Linked DNA regions of Homo sapiens: region 2 is linked to region 1. The links are chromatin contacts, found by Hi-C in ENCODE. All regions are on one chromosome and are shown on one strand. Each heading gives the region's core, a stretch centred on a gene start or an enhancer-like site at or near the end of the contact. The rest is flanking DNA. Distances are from core to core; before and after follow the strand shown. Region 1 overlaps LRMDA (leucine rich melanocyte differentiation associated). Region 2 overlaps LRMDA (leucine rich melanocyte differentiation associated).

Evidence for each region. Hi-C counts contacts between places; a loop is a spot of excess contacts on that map. Pooled maps may share reads with other maps.
Region 2: a pooled map shows a loop between it and region 1 (2.2-fold over the local background). The contact joins two enhancer-like sites. A Hi-C loop is called at or near these places in 1 of 168 maps with a recorded cell type or tissue (PC-3), 2 of 37 single-sample maps with no recorded cell type and 1 of 50 pooled maps.

The regions. Positions count from the first base shown.
Region 1 is chr10:75,546,139-75,550,355 of GRCh38, forward strand. All of the region lies in intron 2 of LRMDA (leucine rich melanocyte differentiation associated), which reads left to right. Among named protein-coding and RNA genes, the nearest start is that of MIR606, 4.2 kb to the right of the region's middle. Within about 2 kb of position 1,393, at least 2 of the 41 ENCODE cell types and tissues checked have a DNase peak (open chromatin) inside an H3K27ac peak, as active enhancers do.
Region 2 is chr10:75,771,225-75,775,817 of GRCh38, forward strand. All of the region lies in intron 2 of LRMDA (leucine rich melanocyte differentiation associated), which reads left to right. Among named protein-coding and RNA genes, the nearest start is that of MIR606, 220 kb to the left of the region's middle. RefSeq lists an enhancer at 3,547-3,841. Within about 2 kb of position 2,372, at least 10 of the 41 ENCODE cell types and tissues checked have a DNase peak (open chromatin) inside an H3K27ac peak, as active enhancers do.

The sequences.
Region 1 (4,217 bases), core at 143-2,642:
GAACATTTACTGAGTGTTGACCAGTGTTGGGCATGGTGCCAACTGATTCCACACACATTTTCTGGTTTCAGTGATCTTACTGAGCTCTAGTGTTTCAAGCATTCTCCATTTGCAAGATGGTGGGTGAGGACAGTGGGGGATGTAACCATAGAACAGCAGACCTTGCTGCCTTCAAAGATCATGTTTTTGAAGAATGTTTAATGGTAGAGGAAAATATCTATGAACTATTCATAAGCTTAAAAATATGTGTACACAGGTTATGAAACACTGTGTACACTATTGATCCCAATTGTATTTTGAAATAAACATATGTATGCATAGAAAAAAAGAAGAGAAGACTATACATCAGAATATCAACTGGTTATTTCTAGTGTTGGGATCAAGGATGATTGCAGTTTTTCCTTTTTATCTGTATTTTTTTCTGCTAGTTTCTGTTTTACAAAATTATAATAAAATCTTTTTAATGGTAGAAGTGATGTGATTGAGTATTCATTAATAAGTTGCTTATGCATTGGAATTATAAGCAAGGCAAAAGAAGTGTAATAATGGAGTTTCTGCCCCCAAGGGACTTTTACTGTAGTCCGGAGAGAAGACCTACACATATGGAAAGTTTATTAATAATAATCATTACTGATAGCTATTAATTGTACCATTAAGTGGCTATTCAGATTATGATAGTGAATCTCTACATTTTTAATAATGTTAAATCTATGTAAATCTATGTGATATACATGTATTATTTCACTGAATCCTCCCCACAGACACATAGGGTACTTCAATATTCCCATTTTACAGATGGAAAAACTTAGGTTTAGATGGTTTGGGAAAGTGGTGGAGCTAGGATTGGCTCCAAAGTTCATGTCTTTAACCACCAGTTAATATGACCTTCCAGAGAACCCTGCTTAGCTGATAAATCACCAAGTGCTTGTTGCCAGTGAGGACTACAAGAATGATCAGTTGAGAAGAAATAGATCATTTCAGCCTGGCCAAGGGAAGGGAGAAGAAGGATCACCCAAGATTCTATTTATTCATCAGTGCACCCAAGATTCTATTTATTCATCAGTGCACCCAACTTCATGTTTCAGGATGGTTCTGTATAGCATTACTGAGTATCTCTGGACCAAAACATGCGAACCACTTGTAGGGTTATTTTAGGCATGGATAAGGAGGAGAAGACCAGGCCTATGTGGGAGAAATGTCTTGGGAAGCTGGTTTTCTTTGCTCATCTCTAATTAAAGACTCTGGTGGCCCTTGTGAAGACCTTTCTGACTCAAGTGACTGTGGCTCTGACAGGAGTATCTTTCCTTCGTCTGCTGAATCATCTTTCACTTCACAGCCCTGCACTGGGGCTGTGGTGCCCACACAATGGCCAAAACCACTGTGGCCACAATAAGTGCTGTGGAATGTGTGTGTGTTTCGTCTTTATCAAGAATGTCACATGGCATTTCCTGATTGCAGCAGCAGCTTACTGCCCCATCTGAGTTTCCAGACTAAATACCAGTGCTCAAGCCACATGTGTTTATGGTATGTAATAAATCTCCATTTGTCATAATGGTTTAAGTTTAAAAGAAAAAGAAAGGTGGGCTGTTACGTAAAAAAAATTATTTTGGCTGTTATAAATTAACTTTCTTGGAGTTTCAGGTCAAGCCCAATTTATTAAAGGGAATAAAAAAGATAGAAACCTGGTCTGTGATCACAATTGTGATTTATCCTCACCTCGAGTGGGTCCTCCTTTGGACCTTTTCTTGAACCGCAGCTGGCTTGGTTTATGTAGGACCTGCTGGGAGCTGAGATTGTAATGAAAAACAGTTATTCTTTCAAATTACTCACAAGAAGAGGGCTTATTTTATCAAGCGCTCTCCTAATTTGATTGTAAGGCTTTTCATATTTATTTTTCAGCATTAATCATTCTGTATCTTTGTGGAAAGTATAAACATAGTGGTGAAGGACAGCATTTAAAAGAAAAAAAAAAAAACACAACACTCCAGGGACAAATGTTTCTCTAGAGGTGGCCTATTGGGAGCCCTTAACGGATGATTAAGGAAGTTATTTTGGGTTTGGTAGCAATGTTGTGAACTTTTCCAAAGAATCTTCTTTAGAGCAAGATGGCATTTAATATTTTTGCAGATTAACCTTTAGCAATGAAAATAGTGTCCAGTATTGACTTCCCTTGGAAGAAACAAGCAAGCAAGGTACTGGTAGCATTAGCTAACATCTTTCTATGCTAGAAGGCCACTCTGTGTCCTGAATTTGCCCAAGGGAGAGTTTTGGGAGTTCCTTTCCCATGCAACAGTGAGGAACTCTAATTTTAATACTCTGGGAGTGTAGGACCCAGCCTAGGCCTCCTTCCTCGCTAATTAGGTTCCTTCTGACCTGGACATCCCACAGTATCTTAAACAATGAGGGGTAGTTCCTATTTTCAGCACAGGAGCCCCAGATGGTCTTCTGCTTCTCAGAACTCCTTTTTGAACTCTCTGCATTCTTAAGCAAAACAACTCAGAACCAGATGCTGGGTGGCTCATTACAAACATGAAAATGAATTTTCATATTCCTTCATGTTATTGAAATATGTAATATTTCTTATCTCTTTGATCTCTGGCCTATAAAAAAGATCTAAGTATCTGTCGGAAATATACATACTCGGGTTGTATAGACCTATCTGTAATGGAGCCAGGAGCTCAGTGAAGTTCCATTTGAGGCAACAGAAGGAGGTAACTCCTCAAAAAGTCTTTTCCAGGAAGGTTAGTCAAGACCTATGCTGATCTGACCATGTTAAGAGTTATTTATTATTACTGTTATTAGTTTATTACTACAATTTCCTATCTTGGATAATGGTACAGTTGGCCCTGTATATCCACTGTTTCTGCATCCACCAATTCAACCAACTACAAATTGAATATTCAATCTGAAATGGAATCATACAGTATTCACCCTTTTGTGTGCCTAGTTTCTTTCACTCAAAAGCATAATGCTTTTGAGATTCATCCATGTGGTTGCATGTATTACTAGCTTGTTTCTTTTTATTGTTGAGTAGTATTCTATTGTGTGAATGTATCAGAATTCTTGACACGTTCACCATTTGATGGCTGTTTGGATTGTTTAAAGTTTTAGCTATTTTGAATAAGCAGCAATAAATATTTGCTCAGAATATTCAATCAATTGAATATTGGGATGTTTGATCTGGAATGCAGATCCTGCACATATGAAGGGCTGCCTGTAAAGGACTTGAGCATGCTTAGATTTTGGTATTTGTGGGGTGTCCTGGAACCAATCTCCCATACCAACAGACCACTGTATTTAAATTTGTTTTTAATTTTATTTATTTGTATATATTTTTAGAGACAAGGTATTGTTACATTGTCTAGGTTATTCACAGGCACAGTCACAGCATACTACAACCTCAGACTCCTGGGCTAAAGTGATCCTCCTGCCTCAGCCTCCTGAGTAGTTGAGACTACAGGTACATGCCACTGCTTCAGGTTATTTTTTATTTTTGAAGTCAGATTTAGTGAGATATAATTTATGCACAATTAATTCCCTTTCTAAGTGCACAGATGATTTTTGACAAATGCATACAGTCATGTAACCACCATCATCATAATCAAGACGTAACATTTTTATCGCCATAAAAAGTTTCCTTGTGCCCACTTTTCAATCTCCTTTCTCCTTCCTTGGCTCATGGCATGCACTGATGTAATTATTGTCTCAGTGGCTTTGCCTATCCCCAGAATGTCATAAAAATGGAATCATACAGTATTCACCCTTTTGTGTGCCTAGTTTCTTTCACTTAGCATAATGCTTTTGAGATTCATCCATGTAGTTGCATGTATCACTAGTTTGTTTCTTTTTATTGTTGAGTAGTATTCTATTGTGTGAATGTACCACAATTCTTGACACATTCACCATTTGATGGCTGTTTGGACTGTTTAAAGTTTTAGCTATTTTGAATAAGCAGCTATAAACATTTGCTCAGAAACTAGTCTGTCTTAGTGAATGTTCCATGGGCCCTTCAAAAGAATGTGGATTCTGCTATTGTTGGTTGGAATCGTCTATAGATGTCAGTTAATTCAATTTGGTTGATAGTGTTGTTCAGGCTTCTATATCTTTACTTATTTTTGATCTACTTTTTATATAAATTACTAAGAGAGGAGTATTCAAGTCTCCTATTCTTCCTGGTTTTTGTCTACTTCTTTCAGTTTGATCAGATTTTTCTTTAT
Region 2 (4,593 bases), core at 1,122-3,621, 230 kb after region 1:
GCTCACTCTACACAGGTTCACTCCCTCCCTCCTTCCCTCCTTCCTTCCATCCATGCATTTTTTTTTTTTATCTAGTCATCCATTTAGCCAAGAGTTCTTTAACACCTACTAAGTATATGTAGATTATTGAGGGCACTTTACATAGGCTAGTAAGAAAAGTCATTGCAAGAGAGGACATTTATGCTGAGGCGCGTGAATCAGAATGGAAAGACCTGGGGAGGAACATTCCCGAGAGAGGGCACTGCCCTTGCCAGTGCTGCAAAGTGTGAAAAAGCCTGGCGAGTTTGAGGACCAGAGGAGGTCAGTGTGGCTGGTGAGTGAGAGGGGTGATGAGGCTGAAAGAGCTTTAAGGTGAGGTTGAAGTCAGGAAGCAGGAGCCAGGTTGGTCAGGGCCTGGTGGGCTCTGCTTAGGAGTTGGAATTTTGCTCTGAGAGAGATGAGATTTGAGTATGGATCTTGGATGGCCTTCTGTTTCTGCTTTCAGACTTTCCTTATACCTTCCAGTTCCTACTTTTTGAGAATCAGGTGTGGCAGTCAGACAGAGGTGGGGGGGTTTTGTGAAGAAGGGTGTGGCACAGGGCTTGAATCACCAGGTGTGGGAAAGGCAGGTTGGGCAAGAAGCTGAGACTGGGAGAGGGATTCAGCCCGTCTTGCAGCTCTGTGGTTGCTTCAGGTGGTCAGAGTTTTCAGGGGGAGGCCCATGGTAGGAAGGCAATTAGTACTGGAAAAGATCAGCTAAAGCAAAGCAACTTACATGGAAAGCAGTATGTAATAGTAAATCTAGAAAAAAAAAGTTTGGAATTTAATCTTGCAAGCTGAAACCCAAAAGGATAAAAATATTTGGTATCAAAAACATTTTCAGTTGTAGCTGCAGCTATGCTCTAATTCTCAGAAAAGCAATTCAACTATTAATTTAATTTTTCTCCATAAGTGTTAATGACAGAATTACACGCTGGCACCATATATCTTTTACTTCATGTTTGCTTTTATTGTGCAATCATTAAAGTTGTTTATTTTTGTAAAATTAGGACTTTATCAATTTTATGAGGGCCTTTCTTAATCCTTCAGTATTTAAGTCAGTCTTATAAAATGTTGTTATTGACTTGATTTTTGCTTTTTCAGTTGGCCTAAGGGCATAGGATCAATGGTTTTGGGTGTAATTTGAGCATTTCTCTGTCACTTCAGTTGAGTTCGTGAAACGCCACATCTTTTGCAGAAGTTTCGGTTTCATTTTGCAGTTGCTTTGCACCAGAGGCTTATGTAACATTTGACCATCAGATGGGCCTAAATTGTTGATACAAGGATCAGGGATGAATGCTACTTGGAAGAGAAGTTTGAGTGGGAACCGGTCAATTCGCTAATGAATAGTTATGATGACTTTGTTTCCTTATGCAAATTCAAAACTGAAAGTGCTCGAATAGCAAATATTTGGGTAATGAGGTTCTTCCCTATTAAAATGTAAGTACCTAAAGTGCGTCTTGCTGTGGAAGGGCCCAAAAGGTACAAAATGTACTGGCTTTCAATATCCTGTCATTTCTAGTTAGGTTTAGGTATATATTGGTCATTTGCAGGACTAGAGCACATTTCATAGCCAGAGTGCCCTGCCCCTCAGGGCACTATTCTTATTTTTTGGGGGGGGTGGGATGGGGGGGGGCAGATTAATCAGGGATGTATGGATCATCCCAGCTTGCCCTGGGAAGCTTCTTGGAATTTGGGTGTACACCTTCTGAAAGTGAATGGATTTGAGTAAAATTTAAGAAAAATACAAAAGAAAAAGGAAAGCTCTCCATCTTGTTAAAATAAATTTGTTCAGAAAAGTATCGTGAATGTCTATATTCATTCCACTGCGACCTTGCCACTGTTGACATTTTAGGTAGAAAATTGTTTGTTATGGGGGACTGTCTCATATGTTGAAGGATGTATCACAGCATCCCTAGCTTCTACTCACTAGGTACCAGTAACACATCCTTTGTGACAATTAAAAATGTCTCCAGACATTGCCAAATGTCCCTCTGGGTCAAAGTCACCCCTGGTTGAGAACCACTGATCTCAGGTTAGCACAGAGAGGCTGCAATGGAAAGATTGTAGTATGTTAACTAGGTGAAGGGATTGACCACTCCCAGTTCTGAGCAATTTGATGGGTTCTTAAAGAAAGCACAGCCCTTGGAGCTGGGGAAGGAAGTTTGTGACTCATGGTGGTGAATCTAGGGGGTTCCTGTGTGGGTCCAGTGGAGCAGGTCTGGTGAGAGGGGACACTGGGAGCCCCAGAACTCCGAGCCCCTGGGGGACGCCAATGAAGCTGTCTATGAGAAACATGTGGGAAGAGGGAGACAGATGAATGATGAATGTTTTCCACGTCCTTGAGTTGTGGGTCACCTGAGGTCTAGGCCTGCGGTGAGGCCACTCACTCATTTCAGCTCACACTTCGCCCAGTGAGTAATATTTGTTCCAGCCTTTGGGTCACTGTTTACTCTGCCTCCCCTCTTGTCAGTTCCCTCTGGCCTTCTTTATATCTTTCTGAATATGAGTCAGTCTTCAAGATCCAGCTGAAATTCTAGCTCCTAATGGAGCTTCCTCAACTATCCTGGCCCACGTTGAGTTCTTCCTGCTCTAATGCTCACATTACTTACCAGAGCTTTTATTTGGGCATTTAATCAAAGGTAGTTGTGTTTCATTATATTCACATCTTGTGTGTTTCTCATGTCCTCACTGAGTCTGTAAGTTCCTTTAAGGCTTAGTCTGTATCATTCTTTTAATCCGCCATGATACACAGCATAGTATGAGTACATGGTAGGTGTTCAGTACATGCTAAGTGAATCAGAGTAAATGGAAGTCAGTCTTCTTGCTCATCCTCTCAGTGTCATTTATGTCTTCCAGATCCTCTCCACACACTCCAGCCCTATTTCTTTAAATAGTTTAAGGAGACAGCACATTGTTTGACAGTTCTGCAAACATAAAAAATAATTTATCTCACACTTAATTTTTATCTGAAGACAAGTTTAATATTTTCAAGCATTACATTTTTATTTTTAAGTTCTTACATCCTTTTTGTTTCTCTTAATGTCATTTTGGCTTCAAAGGGTATAATTTTGAAATTATGAGTACTGTAGGACTTGTTAGTATTTCTTCTTTGTGTGTATAATGTTTCAAGAACTGTTGATGGCTAAATGTCATTTTTATACTTTTTGGATTCATAACAGTTCAGTTAAATTCAAAAATAATTAATAATATTATGTATCTTAGAAATAGCTGTCATGTATCTGGTGGATATGACATATTGTTAGATATTTTAAGTTAAAAGTTCTGTATGCAGGCCAAGTTGAGAACGATGAGGAGCAGACTGTTTTATAGACAAGCAGAAGGATATAGTAGATTTATGACAAAGCATATTACCATAATGTAACCATGCTTGGAAAACTGTGTGGCTTCTCAACTCAAAAAATAAACTAGTGATCAGTAGCCTATCTCAAACACTTTTTTTTTTGCTTTATTTATATCTGGTTTCATTCTGAAAACAGCAAGACAACTGACAAGTTAAATAAGATATTACCACTAAATAACAACGTACCCACGGCAGTTTTCCCAGATCCTTGAGGGCAGCTTAGACATATTGGCTCTTTGATTTTTAGAACTTAAGCAGGGATGAAAGCTCTCCATAAAGGGTCATTGTTTCCAAAATGGAGCTTTCCAGGCTGGAAGGAAACAAGGCTTTCAAGAATGATATCAGCGGTGGGAGGTGTGGGGGAGGATCCCCTGGCCTAGCCTCAGTCGGGAAGTGGTTTATCTACATTCACTTAGCTCTGTCCTAGTCAATTGAAACCAACTGGCCATTAACTTTTCCTTCACAGAAGTGGATTGTTCTTCCACTGTAGATTTTGTGGGGCCTTCCTGAGAGGGGCCTATCAAGAAGGTTAGGCCTGTCCACACAAGGATTCTCCATGTTATTTTTATAGGAAGAGGTCAGATTTAGCCTTTGCAATTCTTTTGGTCTGACTCAAACAAGCATTGGAGATTTTCCTCTTATAAATCTGTTTTTTTGAGATGGGGTCTTGCTATGTTGCCCAGGCTGGAGTGTAACAGCTATTCATAGGTGCAACCACAGCACACTACAGCCTCAAACTCCTGAGCTCAAGCAATCCTCTTGCATCAACCTCTCCAGTAGCTGGGACTACAGGCATGCACAACTGTGCCCGGCTTCCTTTTATAAATAGGTTTTCAGCTTGCAAAGAAATGAGCGACAGCTTATTGCATTGATTCTAACAGTGTTGTATCCTCAGGTATTGGAAAATTCCACTAGTGGTCAACATAATGGGTCATGATGTCCCATGTGGGGACTTAACCACAGTCAGTATGATCCTGGTCCAGTGGTCCCCCGAACATGTGTGAGTCATATGTAATGAGGATGTAAGCAGCTCTTGTGCGTGGGGAAACCTCCCACATCCCACTGAGGAGTCTCTGTTTGAGCTACTCCAAAGGAATCTCTTGGTGGCTCCACAGAGCAGTCTTCTTGTTCCCACCTCAATTCTTATGGCATTGTCCAAGGTAGCAATGTTCCTGGCTGTCTTTTCACAGTCTTACTTTCAAGGAGCTCCA